Regions from separate parts of the Mus musculus genome. Here region 1 is linked to region 2. Evidence: chromatin loops called from intact Hi-C (ENCODE). Cell type or tissue: gastrocnemius. All regions are shown on one strand. Each heading gives the region's core, and the rest is flanking DNA. Links, peaks and the distances in the headings are about the cores only. Region 1 has its middle 34 kb from the start of Exog. Region 2 holds the start of Scn5a (sodium channel, voltage-gated, type V, alpha).

Evidence for each region. A loop is a pair of places that touch in the nucleus more often than their neighbours do. Peaks named below come from ENCODE experiments on the same cell type or tissue, not always from the same donor. Only the 100,000 strongest peaks of a DNase experiment are listed, where the experiment ranks them.
Region 1: a loop joins it to region 2, with 3 times the contacts of the local background. A loop is called at or near these places in 11 of 42 quality-filtered maps.

The regions. Positions count from the first base shown.
Region 1 is chr9:119,474,482-119,483,311 of GRCm38, forward strand. No RefSeq gene overlaps it. Among named protein-coding and RNA genes, the nearest start is that of Exog, 34 kb to the left of the region's middle. In gastrocnemius, for the core only: no CTCF peak of the experiment used is centred there; DNase peaks (open chromatin) are centred at 3,994 and 5,027; H3K27ac peaks cover 303 bases.
Region 2 is chr9:119,557,823-119,566,652 of GRCm38, forward strand. It overlaps Scn5a (sodium channel, voltage-gated, type V, alpha), which reads right to left and starts at 4,856. Exons shown (of 27, transcript NM_001253860.1): 1 at 4,530-4,856; 2 at 2,440-2,558. The coding sequence starts at 4,802. In gastrocnemius, for the core only: no CTCF peak of the experiment used is centred there; DNase peaks (open chromatin) are centred at 3,874, 4,155, 4,619, 4,894 and 1 more place.

The DNA.
Region 1 (8,830 bases), core at 388-8,387, 84 kb before region 2:
CCTCAGTAATTCGCAAAGTGTTTATTAATCGTCACAAGCCGTGTCCTCCCTGCCTGGCAGCAGCTACAGGCAGTGCTGGACGGTCACTCACCTCCCTGACTTGACTGTGAGCTACGTAAGGGCAAAGACAAGCCTGACTGCTCATCACTGTAGCATCAGACTCTATAAGATGCTCTGATCATGCAGGAGGTGCAGGCAGATACCTCAGCCTCCCCAGCTAGCTCCACGTGTCGGACTTTATTTGGTGACATTTGAGGAAGGGAGGGAGATCCCTGTGGCTCTGGGGCCTTCTGCCAGTGTGGTTGCTAGCATCAGCCCTGATGGCTGGGCTTCAGCGCCAAACCGCTGAGCACATACCCTTCACAGGTCACAGTCACGCTCTCTGTAGGAGAGGGAATGCTTTGTCAGGCTGGCGAGGCAGGCAGATGTGTGACCTCCCAGCCCTGGCCTGGCCTGGCCGCTCTTCAGCTGGAAAGGAGATTGTCTTTTAGGTCCTCAGGCTAGAGCCTGGAGGCAGTAGGTTCTGGGGGTGGTACCCGGGAGGTAGCTGGCTTGGGAAAGAACAGGGTGTGGGGTTGCTAGGGTGCCAAGACCGTCCTGGTGGGAACCTGTGGCTAAGAAGGCTGCACAGGACTGCCCACAGTCAAGGAGGTGACAATGAGTGTGGAGAGCATGCTCAGTAGAGAGGACGGGCAGGGGGTGGGGACAGAGGCTGTCCCTTGCCCCTCGGCTTGTGAACCCTTCTGCACCCTGACCTCTGGGTGCCTCTCCTCTTTGATCTGATCTTCTAGAGCTTTGAAGCTTCAGACTTTGAATCCCTTCCTTCTGCCAGCTCCCCAGCTGCACCCCAGCACCCCACCTCTGCTCCTTCCCCTCCCTCTGTTTGGGCTCTGCTGAGCCCAAGTGTCCTCTCATCGCCTGCCCTCCATCTCGGTGGCACGCTGGCACCGGCCCCGCAGCTGCCTGTGCTGAGTCCATAACGTAGCTGCCCTCCTTCCCACCCCACCACCCCAGAGGGAGGAGGCCCAGGCACAAGAAACACTTAAATTGGGGGTCCAGTTTTCTTGTAGACATCACAGGGGTCCCCACAGAGCAGTGGAGCTGACTAGGGCTGAGCCATAAGGTGGACTGACTGGCATGGATCCTACGGGGTTGGAGAGAGAGGAGACCTTGAAAGTGCTGCCATCTTCCCTGCCACTTATGCCTGGGCCATCAGGGACGGGTGATAAGGTCATCTTCGTGCTGCCCTGTGTACACAGCTGCAGTGTTCCATGCTGGTATGGCTGTCTGGAGCCTGGGATGGGGAAGGGACCTGTTGGAGTATGGATGGCACTGAACAGTTTTTCTGGAACTCACTGGTGGGGTGGCACAGTGGTTGGGAGATCCTGCTTGTCTAGCTCTGTGCCCGCTGTCCATGAGACACAACGGTTCACACAGAAATACAGGGTCTGAGAGGACACGGGGTTATATAGGAGGTAGTCTCGACCGTCAGCACACTGGACGCTCATAATGCTCACTGTATCCTGGGGGTTGCTGCAAGTTCATTCCATGTCTGCGAGTACAGAATCACATACACCCAGGAAGGATGTCCTTGCTGTTCCCATTTCACAGATACATTGCCATTCCCATTTCAAGCCAGATGATACATACAGCAAGCCCCAGCACAGCACCACAACACTGTCTCACGTGGGGAGGCTTGTACCTCCAAACAAGGCTGAAAGTGTTGAAGCTCTAGAGAAAGCTTTAGAAACAGTGGCAGAGAGGCAGGCGGATTTCTGAGTTCGAGGCCAGCCTGGTCTACAAAGTGAGTTTCAGGACAACCAGGGCTATGCAGAGAAACCCTGTCTCGAAAAACCAAAAAAAAAAAAAAAAGAAAGAGTGGTAGCAGAAAAGCAGCCAATCACTGAATCACTGCACACAACAAAACTCAGTCATTAGCCACTGAGGAAAATGAAGTTAAAACGTCTGAGATACAAACCATAACCCCAGAAAAAACCCTGCCGAACCGAACTGAACTGAACCAAACCATTTAAGATATGAGTGCTGCACCCCTTTGATACCAGCACCTGGGAGGCAGAGGCAGAGGCGGAGAGGCAGAGAGGCAGAGAGGCAGAGAGGCAGAGGAGAGGCAGAGAGGCAGAGAGGCAGAGAGGTAGAGGAGAGGCGGAGAGGCAGAGAGGCAGAGAGGCAGAGGAGAGGCAGAGGAGAGGCAGAGAGGTAGAGGAGAGGCAGAGAGAGAGGCAGAGGAGAGGCAGAGAGGTGGAGGAGAGGCAGAGAGGCAGAGGAGAGACAGAGGCAGAGGAGAGGCAGAGAGGTAGAGGAGAGGCAGAGAGAGAGGCAGAGAGGCAGAGGAGAGGCAGAGAGGTAGAGGAGAGGCAGAGAGAGAGGCAGAGGCAGAGGAGAGGCAGAGAGGCAGAGAGGCAGAGGAGAGGCAGAGAGGCAGAGAGGCAGAGGCAGATGGGGTTGAGGCCAGCCTGGGCTCTATAGTGAGACCCTGTCTCCCAAACAAGCAAGTGAATGAGGGTTAGGCCCACCAGAACAGGTAAAAACTGGTACAACCCAGAATGGGAGGGCTAGTAGGAGGCCTTGGTAGGGGTGCTTGCTGCCAAGCTGGGTGATGTCAGTTTGATGACCTGCAGGTTGTCCTCTGACTTCCAGCTGACCTCTGACCTCCAGATGGGCTTCTGCACACACTCATTAAGTAAAGGAAAAGAAAAAAAAATGTTTAAAGGGGCGACTTTTATTGTGTGCAAATTATACCTCCCTAAATAAATCTGACTTGAAAACTGGATCTCCCGGGCAGTGGTGGCGCACGCCTTTAATCCCAGCACTTGGGAGGCAGAGGCAGGCGGATTTCTGAGTTCGAGGCCAGCTTGGTCTACAGAGTGAGTTCCAGGACAGCAGCCAGGGCTACACAGAGAAACCCTGTCTCGAAAAAAAACAAAAAAAAACAAAAAACAAAACAAAAACAAACAAACAAACAAACAAAAAAACCCAAAGGCTGCGGCGGTGGGAGGGGGTTGGGGATTCAGAGAGGTGGCGGGGACCACGACTGGGGGTTTTAGAGAGTTCTGGTGGAGCCGTGGGTATGAGCAGGCCATGTTAACTGATTCCCCTACTGACGGATGTGCTAAGAACACTTAGGAACAAGAACTAGTTAGAGCGGAGGGAAGGTACTCAGAGCACAGAGGTGGCCTCGGAGGGGAGGTGTTGAGAACCGGCTGGCCTTGGGATGTGTTCTGAAGGCAGCGCCAACAGGATTTCCTGCCGGATTGGATACGGAGTGTGAGGGAAAAAGTGGAGGGAAGGATGACATCAAGGTTTTTTGGCCTGGGAAGCTGGTAATCCGGCCAGGCACCCCCGTGGGCACCGTTTAGTGGTCAAGGCAGAGGCAGTGGGAGGCATGGGTCAGCCCTGCTCCTGGCTCTGGGCTCGGCATGGGCTGTGCATCCTGGTGATTCCATTACGCTTTTGTTTATGGCCCTGCTGCCTTTGTCATTTCCTTGCCTCCTGTCTGGAGTGAAGGCTGTAAACATGATGGATTGGTACAGGATGAGGAGGCTCAGTTAGAGCTGCTGAACTGGCCTCTTCTCTTGGGCTAGCCCTCCTCACTTACACCACCTTGGGGTGTCTCCACAGCCCTACCCATAGAAGGGGACTGACTCTGGCTGTCCACAGGTCTCACCCTGACAGGGTGAGCAGGTAGATGATTCCCACAGAAAAGTGGTCTTAAAGACAAATCCTGGTGGCAAGCCTAGCCCTGATCTGCTCACACCCACATCACAACGTGTGCCCCATTACACTGTGCCCCCACACACAGCCAGGCATAGGTTGGGACAGACAGGAGGACAGGACATACCACTGGCCAGTCAGCCCACATCCTGGCAAGGGCTTCTCCTGGGACCTCACACGTTTCTCAGGAATCCAAGCCGGCCCGTCTCTCCACAAAGGCTGGGATACTGGGTCTTTTCTTGTCAGCAGCAGGTGCCTGGCAGCTGCCCAGGATGCCAGCCCCGTGAGCTGGCATAGGAGGAAGTGCTTGCTAGTGTGGTCATTACCCGTGCTGGGCTTAGGCTGCCGCAGGTCTCACTGCTGTTGCTCAAGGTGACTGGGATGCCATGAAGAACAGTGCCAACTGTTCAGCCCAAAGGTCTCCGAGACACCCTGCAGCTCAGCACGCCTGCTGGACAGCTGTCAACCACTGACTGTCATTTCCGAGCAGAGTCCCTCAGTACCCGCTCTACTCGAAGTCTCCCTGTCCTCCCTGCCTACCTCTGTCCCTGGGGATATACTGAGGCTTGTGGCCCGAGTCTGTTTGGGAGAAGGAAGCCTGAGATTCATTCCTTGCATTTTGAATATAGGTAAATCCAACCAGGTGATGATCCCAAATGGGCCCACATTTAACTTTCTTCCAGGAAAACAGCAGAGGGTAGGAATGCTGGGAAGGGAAAGGGCTGGAGACCCCAGGGACAGGAAGAGTACAGATAGAGTGGTCCAGGATAGGAAGGGCACAGATGGAGTGGTCCAGGTGAAACCAGGGTGGATTGGCTCAAGTTTTCTGATTCTACAAACATCCTCACACATCATCCATGCTGGGCGCTGGGCACCAGGTCTAGGGCTGGAGACAAAATTGCGAACAAACGGGCTGGCCTGGTCAGCCGCAGCCTTTAGCGTGTTAAATGGACAGGATATATGTGCTCAGAGCACTGGAGGCAGGGCAGAGAGGCACTATGGCAGCACCAATCCTGAGAAGCAGCCAGGGTTGGAAGGCTCAGCGGGGGGAGGGGGAGGGGGAGGGACATCCCCTGAGTCCAATACTGATCTGTCACACCCTTGGCTTGTCCTTGGTCACTTCCCTCACTGTGGCCTCTGCCTCTAGGAGGGCCCAGGCATCTTTCTCCCTGCCCCTCCCAACCTCCTGGACACCGAGTCTCGTGGCTGTCAGAGCTGCCGGTGGAGGGAGGGCTGCCCACATGTGGCAGGGCTGCTGCCAACGCCGTGGCCCTGGGGTGAGAGCTGACGTCTGTCCAGGAGCATCTCCCTGCCAAGGGCTGAGATTCCCGGCTGCATGCCTTCCCACTTGACACAGGAGCTGGCATCTGCCCCTTATAGAGTCACCCGCCACCCAGACCCCAGCCTAACCCCCATTTGGCCTGGTGACAGCTGTGACATTTTATTAGGTACAAGCCTTCTCTCACAGCCTCAGGGAACTGGGGAAGGCCCTACAGATCAAGAACTCCCAAGACTCGAAGCGCTGGCTTCAAGAACAATAGGAGATGCTGATCCAGTCTGAGCGGGTAGCTAGTGTCCCTGGAGCATGGGAGAGAGAAGATCCAACCATGTACAGTCCTGTGGAGGGGCTGCAGCCTCAGGCTCCTTGTGTTATTTTATGTATGTAGATGCTTTGCCTGAATGCATGCATGTAAACCATATGTTTGCCTGGTGCCCACAGAGGTCAGATCCCCCGGAACCTCACTATAGTTACAGATAGTTGTGAGTCTGGGGATCAAACCTGGGTCCCAGGGAAGAGCAGTCAGGGCTCCTAACCACAGAGCCCTGCTGGTGTTTCTTTTGAAACTCTCTCCTGTGGACGTTTTCATGAGACATCACTTGGCAGGGATCACACATGCTCTCCTGCAAGTTCCATACGTATGTAAGATGGCTCCACAAGGTTACACACATGTCATGAGGCTTTGATCTTATTAAAAAGCTGGTTGTGACCTACACCCTACAATGTGGACTGCCCTTTGAAAGGCCCTGGCTGATTGGAAGAAAGACAATGAAGGTGACCATGGGAGTGACCAATAGCGTCAGACTGTTACCTTTCATATGGTGGTCATTTCTTTTTTTCTTTATTAGATATTTTCTTTATTTACACTTCAAATGCTATCCCAAAAGTTCCCTATACCCTCCCCCCACCCTGCTCCCCTACCCACCCACTCCCACTTCTTGGCCCTGGCATTCCCCTGTACTGGGGCATATAAAGTTTGCAATACCAAGGGGCTTCTCTTCCCAGTGATGGCCTACTAGGCCATCTTCTGCTACATATGCAGCTAGAGACACGAGCTCTGGGGGTACTGGTTAGTTCATATTGTTGTTCCACCTATAGGGTTGCAGACCCCTTCAGCTCCTTGGGTGCTTTCTCTAGCTTCTCCATTGGGGGCCCTGTGTTCCATCTTATAGATGACTGTGAGCATCCACTTCTGTATTTGCCAGGCACTGACATAGCCTCATACGGGACAGCTATACCAGGGTCCCTTCAGCAAATTCTTGCTGGTATATACAATAGTGTCTGGGTTTGGTGGCTGATTATGGGATGGATCCCCGGGTGGGGCAGTCTCTGGATGGTCCATCCTTTTGTCTTAGGTCCAAACTTTGTCTCTGTAACTCCTTTCATGGGTATTTTGTTCCCTATTCTAAGGAGGAATGAAGTATCCACCCATTGGTCTTCCCTCTTCTTGATTTTCTTGTGTTATGCAAATTGTATCTTGGGTATTCTAAGTTTCTGGGGGAGTGGTCATTCATAAGGGAATATCGCTCGGAGCTCTTGGCCTTGCTCTCAGCCAGGGTGTAAGTCTGAGAAGGGGAGCCGAGGGCGCTCCTTTGGAGTCTCAGTATAATGTTTCCAGGATACTGGGCCTCCTCTTGAGGAAGGGCCTGGGAGACAGGTGTGTGCCGTTCCCTAAACTCGGGCTTTCTGGGGGCAGGGGTTCAGGGGTTCTTGGGGAACGCTGACACTTCAGACAAGGAGGGTGGGACCTCACTAGGCTTCAGCAAGCTCAAGTACTTGGATGGTGACCATGTTGTCAGGAAGCTGGGTAGACTCACAAGTACCTAAGGGCAAGGACAAAGATCAGCAGGGATCCTGGAAAAGGGACATCTCTTGGGAAACTGCAAGAAGAAGACACAGCGAGGTCTCCTAACAGACCACAAATTGTCCCTAACTCAACACCTGGCCTGGGTGGAGCCACCCCGACACTCTGCTCTTAGCACTGGGCATGCTCATGCCAGGCTAGGACTGTACAAGAAAAGAGAAGGCAGGCTATTGCTGATTGCTGTGTTTCCCCCAAGAGAAATGCCACAGGCTCTGCCTATGCTCACCCAGGCCCAGGGAGGGGTTCAGGAGACACAGGGAGGGGCAGGGAGATTAGTTCCTGTGACCTCACCTGCCTCCTCACAACTTTATTGGCATTTCTTGAGAGGGGAGCTGTGACAGAAGGGTTAGAATGAGGGCGAGTGATGGGTAGGGTGCTGGGCCGTGTCAGGGAAGATTCCCAGAGGAGCAGGAGAGTCCTGACCCCGAGAAGAGCAAAGAGTGTGCTGGGGAGAGGGGGCAGCAGCTGGTGAGGCTGGAAGAGCCTGGAGCCTTAGGGGCTGGAGAGATGTGGTTACAGAGGGAGGTTGGCAGGGCTAGGGGCCTGAGACAGTTTGCCTTGATCCTAAAGCAACAGGAAGCCACGGAGCAACTCTATCCAGGGTTAGTAATCTTGGATTGAAATATCACCCTGGCCACAGAGAGAAGAATTTGGAATGGATGAAGATAGCAAAAACACTTGTTGGTTGTCTCCAAGAGGCAAGACACAGGCCCCCTAACTGGACAAGAACAAGTTAGAACCAAGCAGTGGGATTTCAGAGTCACTGAGACCCAGGGTTTCAGTGAGGCATTTAAGATGGCATCTACGGGCCTTGGCAAGGCAAGGGAGTTGAGTTCAGCATTGGGTGGTCCAGCTGAAAGGTCTAGAAATACCCAGAGTAGACTGCTGAACACTGGCCTGGGGCTCAGTGAAGAGGCCTCAGCCCAGGACAGGTTCTTCTTCAAAGCCTTGGTTGGGTCATGAAAGGCACAATCAAAAGCCAGCAGGAGGCAGAGCAGTAAAAGAGAAAATGAAACCAATCAATCAACTAACCAACCAGCCAACCAACTAGCCAGCCAGCCAGCCAACCAACCATCCATCCAACCAACTAACCAGCCAGCCAGCCAACCAACCAGCCAGCCAGCCAACCAACCAACCAGCCAGCCAGCCACCCAACCAATCAATCAATCAACCAAACAATTAACCAATCAACCACCAACCAACCACAAGGGTTGATTATAAAGCCCTTAGATCTGTCATGGCCACGAGAGAGAGCATAGAGAGGCTGTGGACAGAACTGAAGACAGCCTTGCTGGACTGTATGTCCATGTTTTCCAAGCCATGCCCTGTTTTCCAAGATGAATAGTGTCCTGGAGATGAACCATGAGCAGTTAGCAAGATGCTGACTTGTCAGTGAACCAGGCACTCTGCACAGTCAAGGTGGTGAGTTCAGTGCTGTGTGTATCTTACCACGATTAAAACAGGAGAAGGAAGCAGGCAAGAGCTTGGAAAAAGTGGTTTCCAGGAAGGGGAGGGAAGCACTTCCTGGGGCGACCTGCTGCATTCTGAGGTAAGGGTTTGCAGGTGAGGCCAGAGCAGGTATGTGATGACGATGGTGGGACTGGCAGCAAGGAATGAGGGGATGAGAGGACCAGGAGGCCAGTGTCAAATGCCGTAGGTCCAAAGCAGCCAGTGACCCTGTGCTGAGGCTGTCCCTGGTTTGGCACTTTGGGGGTGCAGTTTCTCCTTTCCGAAGTGCCCTAGAACAGGAGGTCTTCGAGGAACAGCCTAGGCATATTTTCTCCTGGGGGGTCTGCTGTCCCCCACCGTCGTCTGTATCCCACCTGAGCTGCCTGAGCCTCTGCTTCCGGCTATTCTCCAGCGTGGACAACCTGAAGTCATTCCCAAGCCCTGGACACTCTCTCCCACCACCACTCTCCGGCCCCCGGAGCCACTGTCACTCTCCAGCCCCTGCT
Region 2 (8,830 bases), core at 654-8,653:
ACTCTTACATATACACACATACACATACAAATCACACTTATACACACACACACACACACACACACATGGAAGAGAACGAGGAACTGAGAGACGGAGATAGAAACAGAGAATTTAAGAAATAACAAAAGCAAATGCTCAGTGTCGTGTGGCATGTGAGGCAGACAGCATCCTCCCAGGAGTCAGCGGACTGCTTGCAGATCCCTGGGTTTTCAGCTGGTGATGCTGCTCTAGGAAGCCCTGAGCATCTTACTTTTAAATAAACTTCCTGGGTGCCACAGAGGTGACCCTTACATCCTGACAGGTGGAAAAACGAAATGCAGGTTCCCAGGTAGGCCTAAGGTTCTGCAGTTTCTACAAAATCCTAATGATACTGGAAGGCCTGGTGCTCCATCACACCAAGGGGCTGGGAGAACTGGGAGCTGGGCTTCCAAAGGCCACAAAAATCTCAGCCCCCTCGTCCACTAGGTGGCGCTTTCGGGGGCGATCAGCCCATCGCCAGGTAAAGGAGTGCTGTGGCAGCCAGGGAGCCTAGGGTAGGGCCTCACAGAGCTGATCACTTCCCTGGGGCGGCTGCCCTGGGGGAGGCAGGCAGGCAGCTTAGGGCCCTCACAGCTGGTCTTACCAGACAAAGCCAGAAACTTACAGCCTCAGAGCTACCCCTCAGTGCACCTCAGGCTGAGCTGAGGACCCCAGTGTCCCACTGTCTTCCTCATCCGCCTGCTTCCCAGCCTCTCATCTGCCTAGCAAGTCACAGGCGGTGCCTACAGAGAGCCAAGGGACCTGGGCTGCATCTCTGGAGATTTCTGTAGCTGGCAAACAGCACTGGGTTGGTTAGATACCTGGAGAAGCAGCCCAGAATGAGGGTGGAGCATGCTTTCAGGGTGGCCACACCCCTGTGGCAGGCTGGAGACCAGCTCGCAGCACTAAGGAAACCGGTTCCCTTCTGCTTCAGCTCTGTTCCTTCTACAAAGATGTGACCACACTCTGGAGGCAATGACAACTTCATATCCGACTTATCACTCTTAGGGGGCTCTCTGCAGGGGACGTGCCCATTCAGAGAGGGGGTGGGGGTGGTTGAGAAGGGCTTCCGGAGCTCTGTCCAACCCATCCACTATACCCATAACTAGTACCAAGCATCGTTTGGAGCTCAGCAACATGACAGAGATTAAAGATGGCACTTCTGGCCCTTGGGGTTGGCTCAGTGGGTTAGGGTGCTTGCTGCCAAGTCTGATGACCTGAGTTTAATCCCCCAATCCACATGATGGAAAGAAGACTAATTTCTGCCTTCTGACCTCCACGTACCCACCATGATCTGTACGTGCTTCCCCCAACAACACAAGTAAATAAATAACTGAATACACAAATCAATAAATAAATACATAAAATAATGCAAAATTTTAAACCACAACAGAAAGCCAAAACCAACTAACCAAAGGACAATGGACACGGCCTACAAGCACACCCTCATCTAGGTCACCAGTGACCATGAAAGGGGCCTTCCAGGTCTCCACAGTAAGGTGCACGTGCCTCTGCCTTGGTGGACTGCACCACCCCTCTCTGGGACTCCATCTTCTGGTCCCTTAGGTGATATCCAGAGGTGACTGAGCCAGTGAGTTGGCTCAGTGTCAAAGGTACATGCTGTCAAGCATGCTCACCCTGGAACCCACAAGGCAAAAGGCGACAACTGAGTCCTGCAGCTTGCCCTCTGACCTCCACACTCTCCATGCACATAAAAACCCAATAAGCACATAATAGATCTTTAAAATGCAACCCAGAGAAGGCGGTGCCCTTCAGGTGCTGCCTGAACCAGGACCCCAAAGCTGGCTTGGCGCTGCTTTTCCTGCTGCTCCACTCCAACAGCTCTGTCAGCAGGCAGGAAGCATTTTTTAGGCCGCGGTTTATGTAATTGGACGCTAACCAGAGTTCTTTGAGAAGCTCTCAAACTGCAAACATTTGTCAACACCTAGTTCAGAAGCAAGCGCTGCCTCCTTCGAAAGAGGCCCACATGAGAAAAAACTAGAGACTTAAAAAAAAAATCCCAAGAAATGGCTTTTCCTAGGCTGAGTCTCAAGGCAGCAGCGGGTAGAGGGCTCAGGGGTGGTGGCGGGTGGAGCCACCAGAGACAGGGGAATGCTGGGGAAATCATTTCTTCTGAAGCCCCGCTCCTTGACTCCAAGGCTATTTTTCCTCCTGAAGAAGCAGAGATGTGAGGGCTTCTCAAACTTCCCTACACAGGAAGAACCCTTAGGGATCGTGTGAAAAATGCAGGCGCTGACTCAGCGTGTTGAGGGTGGAGGTCACTACCGGCCACTAGTGATTTCTCACTATGCTGCTTGTCCTAGAAGGAGTGAGGGGACCCCGCACCACCCTGGCCTGAGCACAGCACCTGTGCGTACCCCAGGACAGATGCAGACATAAAGGATTAAGAGCAAAGGATATGAATGTACCAAAATCTTCACAGCCGCTCTGCGCACCGGGTGGAAGGGGCTGAGGACGTACAAGGCATTGGTGGCACTGAACCGGAAGATGGTTTTGCCCTTATTCAGCACGATGAAGGTCTGTGGACAGAGGGAACTGTTAGGTCTGGAGACGGCTGTCATCTAGGAGCCCTCAAGCAGTTTCCTCCCCCTCTCCCACCCTGCATAGAGCTGCAACAGAGAGCCCTGCTCACAGCTGGGGCAGCAGAGACTTATGGGTGAGGAAGGAATGCTAAAGAGCTATCCACGGCTTTCCCTGGGACCTTCCCTGCCTGAGGTCAAAGGTCAGCCTCCGAATAGCACACACGGTCTGGGCTTTGAGGACCTCCCTTCGTTTCTAGAAGATATGCCTGTCTGGCATCATGGGGCAGGGGAGCTGTGAGATCTCAAGGCTGCAGAGCAGAAGCCGGAGGCAAAGGGAGCCAGCACACCAGAGCATGGCAGCCACAGGCTATGAGGTCACCCATCTTCACGGGCTGAGGGGATGGGACAAAGTCCTATTTAACCTTGGCTGCTGGGACACGGTGAGCAGAGAGGTCAGAACTAGGAGTTCCACGGGGTGCCAGCCTGCGAGACCTCAGGCGGTGTAGCCAGGGACGGCAAGAGAAACAGGATGGAACCCAGGGTACCCGGAAAACATCAAGCATCCCCAGATATATAGAGACTAAGAAAAGAGATGGCGTCCTTGGTGACCTGTTGGGGGGGGGGTCTCCTAAGCCCAGCCAGCCTGGACTCCATCTTAGGTTCACCTGCCGTGCTCACTACTGGTCTCGTCTGAGTCCTGCCTAGTCCTTTCTGTTCCCCTCCATGACCTAGACTCACCCTCAGCTGTGTCCCTAACCCTAATCCCAATTCTGTCAGCTCGGAGCAAGCACGACCCGAGCCTACCCACTCACTCACTCACAGCTCAGGCTCACATCCCACTCGGACCCTGCTCCAGTCACCTGAGCCAGGGAGAGGTCCTGGAGCCTCAGCCTAGAAGCAGGGCCCAGGTCGTCTCTCCTGCTAACTGTCTGTATAGATGGAGTGAGTGTGTGTGTGTGTGTGTGTGTGTGTGTGTGTGTGTGTCCCTTCGCACCCACAGCTGATCACACATGCACCTATGCATATGCACATACACACAGACGTGCACACTCAGGCTCTTAGTCTCTTAAACATTGTCTTCAACCACCATGACAGACAGACCGACAGACACATGCTACCCAGACCCCCACACTGACTGTACTTATCTTTCCAGTCCCGCTGGTGTTGCTCTGCGCTCAGCTTGAAGCTGGCCACAGGGACTCCCGTGGCCACCCTGGTCTCTGTTGCCTAGCCTTCCTGGAAAGGCCTTCCTCTAGATCCCAGCCTGTTCTCCTGCCATGACCCCCACAGTCAGGTCCAGAAGTGGACAGTTGTGTGAGCAGCCTGTCCCTCTGTAGGGGACCTGTGTGCCTGTCACATCATTAGTGCAGGGAAGGGCCTCTTGGAGAAACAGCACAACACTCCCTTCCCTCTCTCCAGGCAACAAGGGCAGCACAAGGCTTCCCCACACTCCATGCCTTAGCAGCCACGCCCTCTTCACCCCTCAGCCTTCCCATGACCTCTGTGGTTCAGGGAAGGCCACGAGGCCCAGGAGACTTCTACTGTGGCTCAGCCTGAGCCAGCTGGCTCAGAGGAGGATGCCTGGCTAATTCTCTGAGCTGCCAGAGGGACAGGAGGAACGCATGCAGGAGTTAGGAGGGGGACCGCTCAGGGCTTCATTCCAAGCGCCCACGCGTCTGGGGACAGGAAGGAATCCCCTAGAGGTATATGCCGGAGAAAGACAAAAGAAGGTAACATTTCAGTGGTCCTCCCACCCCTATGTTAGGGGCTCAAACGGCGTGATTTATGTCTGTATCCCAGAACTCCAAAATTAAGGTGATTGGAATACAGATTAATGGTGAATCACTCCCCCAAAGCCCAGGGGAGCCGGCCCCACACAGAACTCCACAGGAGCAAAGCTCCATCTGTCTGCTGCCTTCCCAGGAGCTACCCAAAGGGTGAGGAGGGTGCTGAGGGGGCGGCAGTCACCTTCTGGGTACTATAGAAAGGGTCCAGGTCTTCCAGGGGCTCCCCAATGAGCTCTCGGGGTGGGTTGCCATAGAGATCTGGCAGCTTTTTGGAGGCCTGTAGGTCCAGCTGGGGCCGGGGAGCCTCCTCCTCTGGCAGGCCCTCACGGCTCTCCTGTGAGGTGGCCGAACCACGGGCTTGTTTTTCAGCCATGCGCTTCTCGATGGCCGCCAGTGACTCCCGGGTGAACCTACGGAAGCTGCTGGTGCCCCGAGGTAACAGGAAGTTTGCCATCTTCTCATCCTGCTTCTGGGGGCACAGGCTCTCCTCAGGCTGCCTGGAAGGAAGCTGGGAGACAAACACAGGGTGTGATGGGGTGCCACGGCCGGAGGGCAGGGTAGTCAGCCAGCTAGGCCGATGGCGGGGAAAGACACAATCTGCAAAAGTGTACAGCCCACCCCATTCCCGACCCCCACTGCCAACCACTGCACAGGCGCATACGATTGACAGCGGCTCGGGTAAACGCTGATGCTCGCCTCCACTGAGGTGTGTGTGTGTGGGGAGGGTCCATGAAGTGACCCCCCCCACTCTTGCCCCAGTGTGTACGTGTATGCATAAATATCAGTGATCAAGAGACGGTGTGTCCTCATGAAGGGGTTACCCTGTCCACCACACACAAAAGTAAAAACACTTCAACTGACCCCCTTTAAGACATTTCCACCACAACCGGCTCCCTGGCCTCCACAGGGCAGGGATGGGAAGAGATGCCGTTCATTTTATCCCAGACTCAAACAGAAGGGCTTTTCTCCAATTAAAAGGTGAAGCATGCATACGTCAGGATTTGGCCCTGCACGGGACAGGGTCCCACCCCCCCTCTCCAGGGAACATTCCCAGCCTGAGTGGTGTCCAGTGCCCCCACAATCCCCATGCCCTCACACAAGAGGTGCAAATCAAACCTGAGGCATAGAGGCAGCAACTGGAGGCAGCATTTGCCCCCCAAGGGATCCAGGGTTTTCAGCAACGGCCGGCCGGACAGGAACACAAGAACTAGCATCCAGATGTTGGCATCTGGTGTGCCCAACTGTGTAGACCTCCATCTGAGGATCTCATAGGGATCCCCTGAGTGCAGCACCGTCCCTAGCTAGACTGATTCTAAAGACGGGAAATGTGACAGGTGGGTCTCTGGCTCATCACACCGTCCCCTCTTCTCCCATAAAAGGGGACATACAAGCGCAAACCCCAAGGGTTGTTTTTTCTTTCCCCCCCAGCACCGGAAGGCGGTGACCACTGGTGAAGAGGACTTCCAACAGGCATATGTGTGTGACGTCAAACAGGGAGAATGTGGCCCCTGGTGGCCTCAAAAGATTCAGAACCTGGTGCGAACACACTCTGTCTATGACAGCAAGGCAGAAGAATGCATTTCTGTCAGGCTCACCAAAACAGGATGTGGCCAGAGGGCTCCTGACTATGACACCAAGCCAGGAGGCTGCACCGCTAATTACCACATCAAAACCGGGAATGGCTGGGCACCGGCTCAAGAGGGCAGACTGGACACCTGCTGAAGATGTCTGCCAGGGACACACTCTCTTCCTGTCAGCCAAGGGCTTTGCCCTGAGCTCACTCCATGGGGCATGTCATTAGTGACCCCTATAAGCTTCTGTGACACCCATGCCAGCACACGGCCAACAAGGACCCCAACTCAGGGTGCCTGAGCACCACCGATGGCAGATAAAGGTCCTAGTGAGAATTCCTGTCTCAGAAAACAAGTTGGACAGCTCCCAAGGAATGACGCTGCTGCAAGCTGACCTTTGGCCTCCATATGGCTGGCACATATGTGTCTCTGCACTGAGACACACACACAGACATGAGCATATAGTTGTACGGTGTGTGTGTGTGTGGTATGTGTGTATGGTGCATATGTGTATATATGGTATATGTATGATGTGTGTGCATGTATATGAGTGTGCATGGTGGTGTGTGTGTGTGGTTTGTATGTGCACGTGTGGTATGCGTGTGTACATGGTATATGAGTGTGTATGATGTGTGTGTGGTATGTGGGTATGGTGTATATGTGTGTGTATATGGTATATGAGTGTATATGGTGTGTATATGATGTGTGTGTGTACATGATGTGTGACTCTGTACGATGTGTGTGTATATGGTGTGTGACTGTGTATGTTGTGTGTATATGATGGGTGTGCAAGCTGGTGTGGTTAGTATGTGTGTATGGTATGTGTGGTGTGTGTGTGTGGTGTGTGTATGGGGTCTATGTGTGTGTATATTGTGTGTGTGCTCATGTGTATGGTGTATATGTGTCTATATGTATGGTGTGTGTGTGTGTGTCTGTGGTTTGCATGTGCGTGTGTATCCCTGGGCCAGTACAGTACGAAATGAATGCCGTAGAACGAGAAAGACAGAGATTCCCTTTCCAACCTCCCCGTCCTTTTGCAGCTTCTTATTTGAGTCACACAAAGTTAAAGGACCATCTTTGTTAAAAATAGCAGGTGAGAGTAGGTCCCCACTTCATGAGAGCCTTTCCCTGTCTAGCCTCCACCTCTGACTGAGCAGAAGGCGTCTATCCGCAGCGCTTATCAGCAAACATGAATGGTGATTTTTCTTCCCCTAGCTGAGGAGAATTTGGGCCATTTTTAAACTTTCTTCGCACCTCCCCTCATTGCTTGAATCTGCTATGATGAGCTTGCAAAGCAATACAGCCATTACTCACTTCATGTAAGAAACAAAGAGCCCAGCCTGAGGACAGCGGGGCAGCCCTCTCCATGGTGAGCAATTGCTCCTCTGTAAACGGGGAAGCCACCCTTTAGCTCAGGATGATTTGCTAAAAATAGTGTTCTCTGGATCAGGGTATCCATCTGTGACCATACGCCTGCAAGGGTTCTGGAGACACGTGGAAGCCCAGGGACGCACACAATGGTGGAGTGTGTGTGTACAGGCGTGCACCCGCATATGCATCTGCCTCAGGAAAGATGTGTTTATAATTTCTATTGAAATGGGGGAATTCGTGCAAATGGATGCCAGGGCAGGCACAGGTGGGTGAAGTCTCGCCCACTGAGCATCTGTGCTAAGAAACACACCTTCACCCCCATGTGCCCCTCCAGAAGACAACATCGAGGGAGCCTCTCACTCCCTGGTGAGTTAGGCCTGTTTATAGAGTTTGGAGGTTCTTGGAGAGACAGAGAAATGATTTAGGGGAGAAGGGATGGCAGTATTTCCTTCATCTGTAAAGGTGTCGTGAACTGCTGTAACTCAGTGACTCAGGGACTCGGTCTCCACATCGCTGCTCCATATGTCGACGGTGCTCACCTCAGCACTACTGCTGCCCCCAACTTCAAGGTCGTAACGCTTCCAGTTCCTGCGTGATCCTATTAGAGAGGCCCACACACTATTGAAATTTGGTTTTTTAAGTCTACCAACAGCTTTATTCAATACAATTGATTTCCATTTTAATGCTATGTCTTAAAAACGGACACTGAGATCTCAGTGGGTGGAGGACCCCAAGATTCTGGCTCAGCCGCTGCTCAGTCACTGAGCCTGGGGTCCATCTTCCTTTGCTGTGGGTAGGAGGGTCCTCCAATTCATCCTGGGATCCACTGTGGTGGGTGCCAGCCTCTCTCTGGCTCACTGGTCTTTGGGGACATCCCTGGGCAGGGTTGGAGATCAGCTCTGCTGAGTCTTAAAGAGAGAAGCATAGCCTGGGGAGCCCAGCCGCCCCCACCCTTGACCTTGGCAGATTCTGAGTCCTGCTGGGTCCCAGAGTGAGAGACAGTACGTTAGGGGAGCAACCCCAGGAATCGCCTAAGGTGAAAGGACCGACTCTAAGCATTGCCACACCCTCTTGCCCCTCCACCCCAATCTGGCAAAGGGTTGTGGGTCCCAAAGGCGGGTTAGCACTCACACCCCGGGAGCCCCTGGCATCAGAGGCCTGCCTGAAACTGGATTCCAGATGAAGCTTCGCTGCCTCCCAGCCACCGCAGCCTCAGGTTCCAAAGTAAACTGGCCAAGAGTGGCCTTTGTGTTCTGGGCTACTCGCGGTAGGCGGGCAGGATCAGCTTTCTCTCTTGTTCTTCTGCCTGCACCTGGCTCTGGCCCCGCCCTTCCTTCGGTAGCTCAGAGCCCACACCCTGCTATGCCTGGTATAGCCCAGCTGCAGGATTACAGGCTGCCAGGACGAGGTGAGCCCCAGAGTGGTCTGAATGTGCTGAGGGTGTGGGGACATCCATGGCTGGGGAAGGCAGGAAGAAGACACAGTTGAGCCTCCATTGTTCAACTCCTGAGGCTGGGAGGTTATGGTCGATTTGGTTTCA